Regions from separate parts of the Homo sapiens genome. Here region 1 is linked to region 2. A link is an interaction called in ENCODE POLR2A ChIA-PET data of the cell type or tissue named here. Cell type or tissue: Panc1. All regions are shown on one strand. Each heading gives the region's core, and the rest is flanking DNA. Links, peaks and the distances in the headings are about the cores only. Region 1 overlaps ZNF500 (zinc finger protein 500). Region 2 has its middle 6.8 kb from the start of SEC14L5.

Region 1 (5,373 bases), core at 279-5,278, 190 kb before region 2:
ACTAAAAATACAAAAATTAGCCAGGTGTGGTGATGCACACCTGTAATCCCAGCTGCTTGGGAGGCTAAGGCACGAGAATTGCTTGAACCCAGGAGATGGAGGTTGCAGTGAGCCGAGATCATGCCACTGCAATCCAACCTGGGTGACAGAGTGAAACTCCATCTCAATTAAGAAAAAAAAATGTTTTTGAGCCCGGGTAACACAGTGAGACTCCATCTCTATCAAAAAATTTTTGTCGCCCAGGCTGGTGTGTAATGGCGCGATCTCAGCTCACTGCAACCTCTGCCTCCTGGGTTCAAGCGATTCTCCTGCCTCAGCCTCTGAGTAGCTGGGACTATAGGTGCATGCCACCACACCCGGCTAATTTTTTTGTATTTTTAGTAGAGATGGGGTTTCACCATGCCGGCCAGGATGGTCTCGATCTCTTGACCTCGTGATCCACCCGCCTTGGCCTCCCAAAGTGCTGGGATTACAGACGTGAGACACCGTGCCCGGCCCAAAAATTTTTTCAAAATTAGCTGGGCATGGTGGCATTGACCTGTGGTACCAGCTACTCGGGAGGCTGAGGTGGTAGAATCACCTGAGCCTGGGGAGGTTGAAGCTGCAGTGAGTCAAAATTGTGCTACTGCACTCCAACCTGGGTGACAGAGTGAGATCCTGTCTCAAAAAAAGAAAAAAAAAGTTTTGGAACTATGTGTTACTGCACCCAACCTGGGTGACAGAGTGAGACCCTGTCTCAAAAAAGGGAAGAAAAAAGTTTTGGAACTAGATGAAGGTGATGATTGTACAACACTGTGAAGATACGAAACGCCACTGAACCGTTTACTGAAATATGGCTAATTTTATGTTATGTGAATTTCTTTTTCTTTGAGCAGCAGCAAGATTTATTACGAAGAGTGAAAGAACAAGTTTCCACAGTGTGGAAGGGGACCCGAACGGGTTGCCCGTGAATTTCATCTCATTAAAAAATGTAAAAACTTTGAGGCCAGGTACCAACCTAATTTGTTTTTTTGAGACAGAGTCTCACTCTGTTGCCCAGGCTGGAGTGCAGTGGTATGATCACAGCTTACTGCAGCCTTGACCCCCCAAGCTCAAGTGTTCCTCCCACCTCAGCCTCTCAAGCAGCTGGGACTACAGGCATGCACCACTTTTGTATTTTTTTGTAGAGACAAGGCTTCTCCATATTGCTCAGGCTGGTCTTGAACTCCTGGACTCGAGCAATCCACCCGCCTTGACCTCTCAAGGTGCTGGGATTACAGGCATGAGCCACCATGCCCGGCCCGTTTTTGTTTTTGTTTTTTGGAAACGGAGTCTTGCTCTGTTGCCCAGACTGGAGTGCAGTGGTGTGATCTCGGCTCACTGCAACCTCCGCCTCCCGGGTTCAAGCGATTCTCCTGCCTCAGCCTCCCGAGTACCTGGGACTACAGATGAGTACCACCACACCCAGCTAATTTTTGTATTTTTTAGGAGAGACAGGGTTTCATCATGTTGGCCAGGATGGACTCGATCTCCTGACCTCATGATCCACCCGCCTCAGCCTCTGGAAGTGCTGGGATTACAGGTGTGAGCCACCGCGCCAGCCAATTTTTTTTTTTTTTTTGACACAGAGTTTCGCTCTTGTTGCCCAGGCTGGAGTGCAATGGCGTGATCTTGGCTTACTGCAATCTCCGCCTCCTGGGTTCAAGCTATTCTCCTGCCTCAGCCTCCCAAGTAGCTGGGATTATAGGCACCCGCCATCACGCCTAATTTTTGTATTTTTAATAGAGACAGGGTTTCACCATGTTGGCCAGGCTGGACTCGAACTCCTGACCTCAGGTGATAAACACTCGCCTCGGCTTCCCAAAGTGCTGGGATCACAGGTGTGAGTCACCGTGCCTGGCCATTTTTTTTTTTAAGCAAGATCAAATAGATCCAATTTTCCTCGGCCCCACAGACCTTTTTTACCATAGGCTCTGGCGCCGGGTAAGTAAAACCCAAACACATGCCTGTGACCCTGAGAGGGAAGCTGTGTCTGGGCTCCAGGAGCTGGTGGACAGAGCTGGGCAGAATCTCATTCCTTCCCTTCTGAGGATTCCACGTAACCACTTGGGAGCCGGGAGGGCTGGCAAATTCTTTCCCTTTTGACTTCTGCCTTTTGCACAGGGAATGAACTGGACCACAGGTAATGTGCGCTCAGAGATCTTCAGATCAGGGTTCCTCAATCACGGTGCAGGTGGTGTCCATGGGACCTGGCCCGGGCTGTCTCTGATGCGGCCGCCCTGTGCACCGCAGGAGGTTGGGCAGCATCCCCACCTTCTGCTCAACAAATAATCACTTTCATCAGTGACAACCCCAGGGTCGTGACAACCAAAAATGTCTCCAACTCATGGACAGATGTCCTCTGGGGGACAAGATTGCCCCAGGTGGAGAACCCCTGCTCTGGATGCCTGTCACTAAAGCTACTGATGACCAACCAGAGCCCCATACAACATCATCTAAAACTCTTCATAGGCAACAAAAGAAAAAAACGATCAACTGGACACTAGAACCAAAAACTTTTGTGCATGAAAGGACGCTACCAACAAAATGAAAATGCAACACACAAAATAGGAGAAAATATTTCCAAATCAGGCCAGGTGCGGTAGCTCACGCCTGTAATCCCAGCACTTAGGGAGGCTGAGGCAGGCAGATCACTTGAGATCAGGAATTCGAGACCAGCTTGGCCAACATGGCAAAACCCAGCTCTACTAAAAATAGAAAAATTAGCCGGGTATGGTGGCACACACCTGTAATCCCAGCTACTTTGGGAGGCTGAGGCAGGAGAATCGCTTGAACCTGGAAGGCGGAGGTTGCAGTGAGCTGAGCTGAGATCGTGCCACTCCACTCCAGCCTGGGCAACAGAGCAAGACTTCATCTCAAAAAAAAAAAAAAACCCTGAAAATAACAACCATTGGTATGGATGTGGAGAAACTGGAACCCTTGTGCACTCTTGCTGGGTGCATGAGATGGTGCAGATGCTGTGGAAAACAGCATGGCGGCTCCTCAAAAAATTCAACACAGAATGACCACATATGCTCCAGCCATCCCACTGCTGGATACATCCACCCAGGAACGGAAAGCAGAGTTGATCAGAGATACACTTGTACACCCACGTTCACTGCAGCATTATTTACAATGGAATATTCTTCAGCCTTAAAAAGGAAAAAAATTCTGGAGGTTTCCCAAAGAAGGAAGTCTGCCTCAAGACCGTGGCACAGAAATCCTAAGCTTCCAGTCTGCTGGCCTGGCCTGCAGATTTCAGACTTGTCAACTTCTGTAAGCAACCAAGGGAGCTGTCTAAGTACCCATTCCTTAAAATAAATCTGTGTGTGTGTGTATCTTCTGTTGGTTCTGTTTCTCTGGAGAAGAACCCTAATACAAAGCGATATCTCACTGTCATTAGAAAAGGCTTCAGCATGGCCACGCACGGTGGCTCACACCTGTCATCCCAGCACTTTGGGAGGCCTAGGCCAGCGGATCACCTGAAGTCAGGACTTCGAGACCAGCCTGGCCAACATGGTGATGAAACCCATCTCTACTAATAAAACAAAAATTAGCCAGGCATGATGGCGAGTACCTGTAATCCCAGCTACTTGGGAGGCTGAGGTGGGAGCATCGCTTGAACCCAGGAGGTGGAGGTTGCAGTGAGCCAAGGTTGTGCCACTGCACTCCAGCCTGGGCAACAGAGCAAAAATCCATCTCAAAACAAACAAGCAAACAAAAAACCAGAAAAGGCTTCAGCAGCATCAGGAAAGGCAGGAAGAGACAAACGGACAGAGAAAGAGCTTAGGGGACGGTGCTGGGTAACAGGCAGGGCAGTGCTCAGTGTGATGGGGAGAGGCTGGAGAACCAGGTCCTGTGGGAGCAGCTCTGCCCTTGAGAGGAGGGCACAGGGAAGCTGAAGTGAAGTAGGACCAGCATGTAGGGGGCAGAGGCAGAAGAACAGGATGGCAAGGCAGTGCTGGGCATCTGCCTGAGTCACGGCCGAGTGGCTGTGCAGGCCCTGCAGGTGGGACTCTGCAGGGATACGGGTAGCCCTGTCCACGGAGGATCGCCCCAGGCCAACTGGACCAACAGAACCAAGCCCCGGAGCTGGTGCCTGACAGTTCCTATTTTTGGCAAGCCCCCTAGAGGACACAATCACTTGCAAGTTACCTTCATTCTCCAGCGGCGCGTCCCGCTGAGCTGGGTCCATGCATCTTGGCTCCTCCCCAGAAAGGTATACAGCCACGTCCTCCAAGTTCACGGGCACCTGCCAGAACGCACCCCACTCAGTCCTGGCCCCAAGCAAGCTGCCTCCTCCCCAACTAAGGCCACTGGCCCAGGGAGCTGCACCGCCACTGCCCCTCGAGGCTGGCGCCAAGCCTGGTGGTGCAGCTGGTCTTCTCCACTCTCGTTGCAGTGGTGAGTCCTGGTGTCTCCGCCCACTGCTCCCATGTGCCACTGCTGCAGAGCTGGGACACCACCGGAGAAGGGACAGATTCGCCACGAGGAGTGGTGGACCCACTGCACACTCAGCCACCGAGGCCCATGCTCCACAGGGAGACAAGAGCATCCCCTGGCTCCGTGGCTAGCCAGCCCCAGGACCCCATTGCGGCAGACGGGGGACTTCAGGATGCCTCTGGGCCAGTGGCTCCCAGATGTAGCACCAGATTGACCCGGAAGCATGATTAAAAAAACAAGCAAACTCTTTCCAGAACAGGCAAATTCACAGAGACAAGAAGGAGCTTTGTGGTTGCCAGAGGCTGAGGGAAAAACAGGTAGAGACTCTGGTAATGAGTCTAGGGGGTTTTCGGGGAGGGTCTAAAGGAAATGTTCGGCCGGGCGCGGTGGCTCACACCCGTAATCCCAGCACATTGGGAGGCCAAGGCAGGTGGATCATCTGAGGTCAGGAGCTCCAGACCAGCCTGGCCAACATGGTGAAACCCCATCTGTACTAAAAATACAAAAAAAATTAGCCAGGCATGGTGGTGGGTGCCTGTAATCCCAGCTACTCAGGAGGCTGACGCAGGAAAATCGCTTGAACCCGGGAGCCGGAGGTTGCAGTGAGCCGAGATCGCACCATTGCACTCCAGCCTGGGCAACAAGAGCAAAACTCTGTCTCAAAAAAACAAAAACAAAACAAAACAAATACACATACATACACACACACACACACACACACACACACACACACACACACACACACACATATAAAAATTATAAATAAATAAATAAAAATAAAACAGGCCAGGCATGGTGGCTTATGCCTGTAATCCCAGTGCTTTGGGAGACTTAGGCAAGAGGATCACTTGAGCCCAGGAGTTCAAGACCAGCCTAGGCAGCACAGCGAGACTGTGTCCCATTAAAAAAAAA
Region 2 (5,373 bases), core at 103-5,102:
CCAGGCATGGAGAAGAGGACAGCTCGGGTCCCTGGTCCTCTTCTTGGCAGGGGCAGCCTAGAGGGGCTGGGTGGCAGCTGAGGCCTCAGGCACTGAGCTGGGGGGTCCCTGGAGTCGCTGTGTTGATGGGGCTGAGCTTTGGGTGTTGGTGCCTGTGGCCCCTCCCCAGCGGCCAGTCCCTTGTTCTGACCCCTGCTTGGTGGTCAGAATCACACACTGAGAGCTCCTGAAGACCTGAGCTGACCTTCAGGTGGGACTGTCCGGCTCCAATGACAAGAGGTCGTTTTCCCCAGGTTCCTCTGTCTGCATCCGCTCCACGGATGCGCTCTCTAGGAACAGCTTCCCCTTCCTGGTTCTCCTGGGTCTCCCTTTCCATTCCTACAGCATCTACCTGGGCAAGAGATCTAGGGTCTCACCCCCTCACCTCCAGATTCCTGAGGTCACTTTGGTGGCCTCCCTCCTCCTGGCTCCTCCTCCGTGCTCTCTGCACCCTTCCCCCTCCTCCACCGTGGTCAACTACAATCTATTCCCAACACAGCAACCAGAGGGCTAAAGTGAAGTCAGCAGACTCCCCTGTCCCATACCTCCCAGACACTCTGAGTACCTCAGCATCAGAGCCAGATAACCCATGAGACCCCCTCCCTCAGGCTCCCCTCAGAGTCTGCTCTCTTCCCCGCCACTTCCCTCCCACTAACTCTACCCCCGATACACTGACCGCCTCCCCAATACTCAAACACGCCAAGTATGCTCCTGCCTCAGGGCCTTTGCATCGGCTGCCCCCTTGGCCCCACTCTCTACGTGGACCCCCTGCTCTTCTTCCAAGCCTTTGTGCCAAGTCACCTTCTCAGCGCAGCCCACCTGGTCCCTACATTGTAATCTGCCCTGCACTTCCCACCCTCTTTCCCTGCTCACCAATCATGGCACTCAGTGCAATCTAACCCACAACAGAAGCCACTCACGGATACAAAAAAATAAGCCAGGTGTGGTGGTGGGCGCCTGTAATCCCAGCTACTCAGGAGGCTGAGGCAGGAGAATCGCTTGAACCCGGGAGGCGGAGGTTGCAGTGAGCTGAGATCGCGATTCTGCACTCCAGCCTGGGTGACAGAGTGGGACTGTGTCTCAAAAAAAAAAAAAAAAAAAAAAGGGGAGTGAAGGCCTGACATGCGCTTCAGCATGGTTGACCGTGAGCACATTAGGCTCAGTAAGAAAAGCCAGATACACAACGGCACATATTATACGATCCTGCCTGTGAAATGTTCAGAGGTGAATTCGTAGAGATGGAAAGGAGACTGTGGCTGCTGGGGAGAGGGGAGTGGCGAGTGACTGCTAAGGGGCACAGGTGATGATAGTGCTCTCAAATTGACCATGCTGATGGTTGTGCAACTCTGAAACTACCAAAACCGGCTGGATGGCACTCTTTTTTTTTTTATTTTTTTTTTTGACAGGGTCTTTCTCTCTCTCTCTCCTTTTTTTTTTTTTTTTTTTTTTTTTTTTGAGATGGAGCTTTGCTCTTGTTGCCCAGGTTGGAGTGCAGTGGCGCGATCTCAGCTTACCGCAACCTCCGCCTCCCAGGTTCAAGTGATTCTCCTGCCTCAGCCTTCCTGAGTAGCTGGGATTACAGGCATGCATCACCACGCCCGGCTAATTTTGTATTTTTAGTAGAGACAGGGTTTCTCCATGTTGGTCAGGCTGGTCTTGAACTCCCGACCTCAGGTGATCTGCCCACTTCGGCCTCCCAAACTGTTGGGATTACAGGCATGAGCCACCACGCCCGGCCCCTGTTTTTTATTTTTACTTTTTTTTTTTTGAGACAGAGTCTTGCTGTGTTGCCTAGGCTGGAGTGCAGTGGCACGATCTCGGCTCACTGCAACCTCTGCCTCCCGGGTTCAAGCAATTTTCCTGCCTTAGCCTCCCAAGTAGCTGGGAGTACAGGTGCCTGCCACCATGCCCGGCTAATTTTTTTTGTATTTTTAGTACAGATGGGGTTTCACTATGTTGGTCAGGCTGGTCTTGAACTCCTGACCTTGTGATCTGCCTGCCTCGGCCTTCCAAAGTGCTGGGATTATAGGCGTGAACCACCTCACCCGGCCTTAAAATTTTTTGTAGAGACTGGAGCCTTACTATTTTGCCCATGCTGGTTTTGAACTCCTGGGCTAAACTGGTCCTCTCTCCTTGGCCTCTCAAAGGGCTGAGATTACAGGTGTGATCCCCTGTGCCCAGCCAAGGGTATTGCTGTACTGCTGAGGCTGGAGTGCAGTGGTGTGATCATTGCTCACTGCAGCCTGGAACTTCTGGCCTCAAGCAATCCTCCTGGCTCGGCCTCCCAAAGTTCGGGGATGATAGAGGTGAGCCATCAGACCCAGCTGAATTGCATACTTTAAATAAATGAATTCTGTATCTCCAAAAGGCAGAGTTATCACCTTCCTATACTGTGTTGGCCACCCCCTCAAATGTCCAACGTCAAGTCCTCACTCCCCTTCACCCTAAATTCCCGTGGGAAATGCCCCTCCTTCTAAGCCCGCACAGTTACAAACATGTACCCGGGTCCTCTGGTGGTCCCTGTGCAATTACTTTTCCTCACGCAATTTCCACCAACCTTCAGGATAACACTATGGTTAACCCCATTAAAAAAAAAGTTTCCAATGTGATTTTTTTTTTTTTTTGAGACGGGGTTTCACTCTGTCACCCAAGCTGAAGTGCAGTGGCACAATCTCGGCTCATTGCGACCTCTGCCTCCAGGTTCAAGCGATTCTCATACCTCAGCCATCCGAGTAGCTGGGATTATAGGGGCCTGCCACCACGCCTGGTTAATTTTTGTATTTTTTTGTAGAGACAGGGTCTCACCATGTTGTCCAGGCTGGTCTCGAACTCCTGACCTCAGATGATCTGCCCACCTTGGCCTACCAAAGTGCTGAGATTATAGGAGTGAGCCACTGTGCCTGGCCTCAATGTGATTTTTTAAAACAAGGCTAATCAGGTGAAGCAGTGGGAGTGGAGAAAACAAAACAAAACAAAACAAAACAAACACATCTGCAACGGGTTGAGACAATTAGTTGTAAACACCACTGCACTCAGACCAGCTCCTGTTATTTTTTTTATTGCAGTAAGATATATATAAAACATTGCCCATCTTAATTAATCATTTTTCAGTGTGCAGTTCAGTGGCATTCACATTATTGTGTAACCATCACACCATCCATCTCCAAAACTCCTTTTTTTTTTTTTTTTTTTTTGAGAGTCTCGCTCTGTTGCCCAGGCTGGAGTGCAGTGGTGCAATCTTGGCTCACCATAACCTCCGCCTCCTGGGTTCAAGCGATTCTCCTGCCTCAGCCTCCCGAGTATCTGGGATTACAGGTGCGTGCCACCATGGCCGGCTAATTTTTGTATTTTTAGTAGAAATGGGGTTTCACTATGTTGGCCAGCCTGGTCTCAAACTCCTGACCTCGTGATCCGCCCGCCTCGGGCTCCCAAAGTGCTGGGATTACAGGCGCGAGCCACTGTGCCCGGCCCAGAACTCTTTTCATCTTCTAAAACCCAAACTCTGTGTCCATTAATTAACTCCCCATGCCCCTCCCCCCAGCCCCTAGCCCCGCCACCGTTCTTCTTTCTGTCCCTGTGGATTGGGCTCCTCTAGGTGACTCAGATGTGGAATCACTCAGTTCTTGCCCGTTCAGCATAATGTCCTCCAGGTTCATCCAAGTCGTAGTGCGTGTGGGTGCTTTATTCCTCTCTAATGCTGAATAATTTTTCATGTTACCCCTATTTTTTTTTTTTTTTGAGATGGAGTCTCACTCTATTGCCCAGGCTGGAGTATAGTGGCATGATCTCAGCTCACTGCAACCTCCACAATCCGGGTTCAAGCAATTCTCCTGCCTCAGCCTCCCGAGTAGCTGGGATTACAGGGGTGCGCCACCACGCCAGCCAATTTTTGTATTTTTAGCAGAGATGGGTTTTGCCATGTTGGCCAGGCTGGTCTCAAACTCCCGACCTCAGGTGATCCACCCACCTCAGCCTCCCAAAGTGCTGGGATTACAGCCGTGAGCCACTGTGCACAGCCCATGTTACCCCATGTTAAAAGGAGGGGACATTGGCTGGGCGCAGTGGCTCATGCTTGTAATCCCAGCACTTTGGGAGGCCGAGGCGGGTGGATGACAAGGTCGGGAGATCGAGACCATGGTGGCTAACACGGTGAAACCCCGTCTCTACTAAAAATACAAAAAAATTAGCCGGGCGTGGTGGTGGGCGCCTGTAGTCCCAGCTACTCGGGAGGCTGAGGGAGGAGAATGGCATGAACCTGGGAGGCGAAGCTTGCAATGAGCCGAGATCACGCCATTGCACTCCAGCCTGGGCGATAGAGTGAGACTCTGTCTCAAAAAAAAAAAAAAAAAAAAAAGAGGGGACATTGAGGCAACAAAGCTAGGGGGTGGCAGGGTCAGAACGCACATCAAGGTTGGTCTGACTCCTGTACCCGCCCCAAGTGCCCGGCCACCTGACCCCTCCCACAGGGCCACCCCTCCCATCCCCTGGGCCACCCTCCTCCCGCTGTGTTCCATTCTCTCCTTTGGGCTTCATGTAGCAGTTGGTGGAGCCCAGAAGTCTTTGTGAAGTGAATGGACTTGGGTGCCCGGCTGGGGGTCAAGGTGGGTGGGTCCTGGCTGTGTAGCCCCCTGGGTCAGACTGCCTCAGACTCAGCCTCTGCTCAGTCAAAGCTGCTCCCATGACCAGGACTGTTCCACAGAGTTGTGCAGGTTACAACCTATACACCTGTACGTAACAGCCCTGCCAACCATCATGATAGCCCTGGAGATTCCCAAATCCAGGAGGCCTCAGGGCTCTGCTTCGAGAAGGGGCAAGAAGCAACACAACGTAGAGGCCACCCGGGACGAATGAGATGTCCCCCAGGAAGCAGATAAACAGATGGATGGTTTCCAGGGGCTGCGGGAAGGGAGGAAGGAGGAGTGACAGCTTCATGGGTATGAGTTTCCTTTTGGGGTGATGAAAATGTTCCAAAACTAGAAAGTGGTGCTGGCTGTACGTGCATCTTGTGAATATACCAAAAGCCAGAGAATTGTACACTAAGAAATGGTTAAAATGGTAACTTTTGTGTTATGTGCATTTTTTTTTTTTGAGATAGAGTCTCGCTCTGTCACCCAGGCTGGAGTGCAATGACATGATCTTGGCTCACTGCAACCTCCACCTGCTGGGTTCAAGCAATTCTCCTGCCTCAGCCTCCTGAGTAGCTGGGATTACAGGCATGCAGCACACTAAGAAATGGTTAAAATGGTAACTTTTGTGTTATGTGCTTTTTTTTTTTTTGAGATGGAGTTTCTCTCTTGTTGCCCAGGCTGGAGTGCAATGGCATGATCTTGACTC

What was found. Peaks named below come from ENCODE experiments on the same cell type or tissue, not always from the same donor. Only the 100,000 strongest peaks of a DNase experiment are listed, where the experiment ranks them.
Region 1: POLR2A ChIA-PET joins it to region 2 with 6 read pairs; 8 of 35 experiments call an interaction of 5 or more read pairs at or near these places.

The regions. Positions count from the first base shown.
Region 1 is chr16:4,756,319-4,761,691 of GRCh38, forward strand. It overlaps ZNF500 (zinc finger protein 500), which reads right to left. Exons shown (of 6, transcript NM_021646.4): 5 at 4,174-4,270. Among named protein-coding and RNA genes, the nearest start is that of ZNF500, 8.2 kb to the right of the region's middle. In Panc1, for the core only: no CTCF peak of the experiment used is centred there; no DNase peak of the experiment used is centred there.
Region 2 is chr16:4,948,810-4,954,182 of GRCh38, forward strand. No RefSeq gene overlaps it. Among named protein-coding and RNA genes, the nearest start is that of SEC14L5, 6.8 kb to the right of the region's middle. In Panc1, for the core only: no CTCF peak of the experiment used is centred there; no DNase peak of the experiment used is centred there; H3K27ac peaks cover 2,270 bases.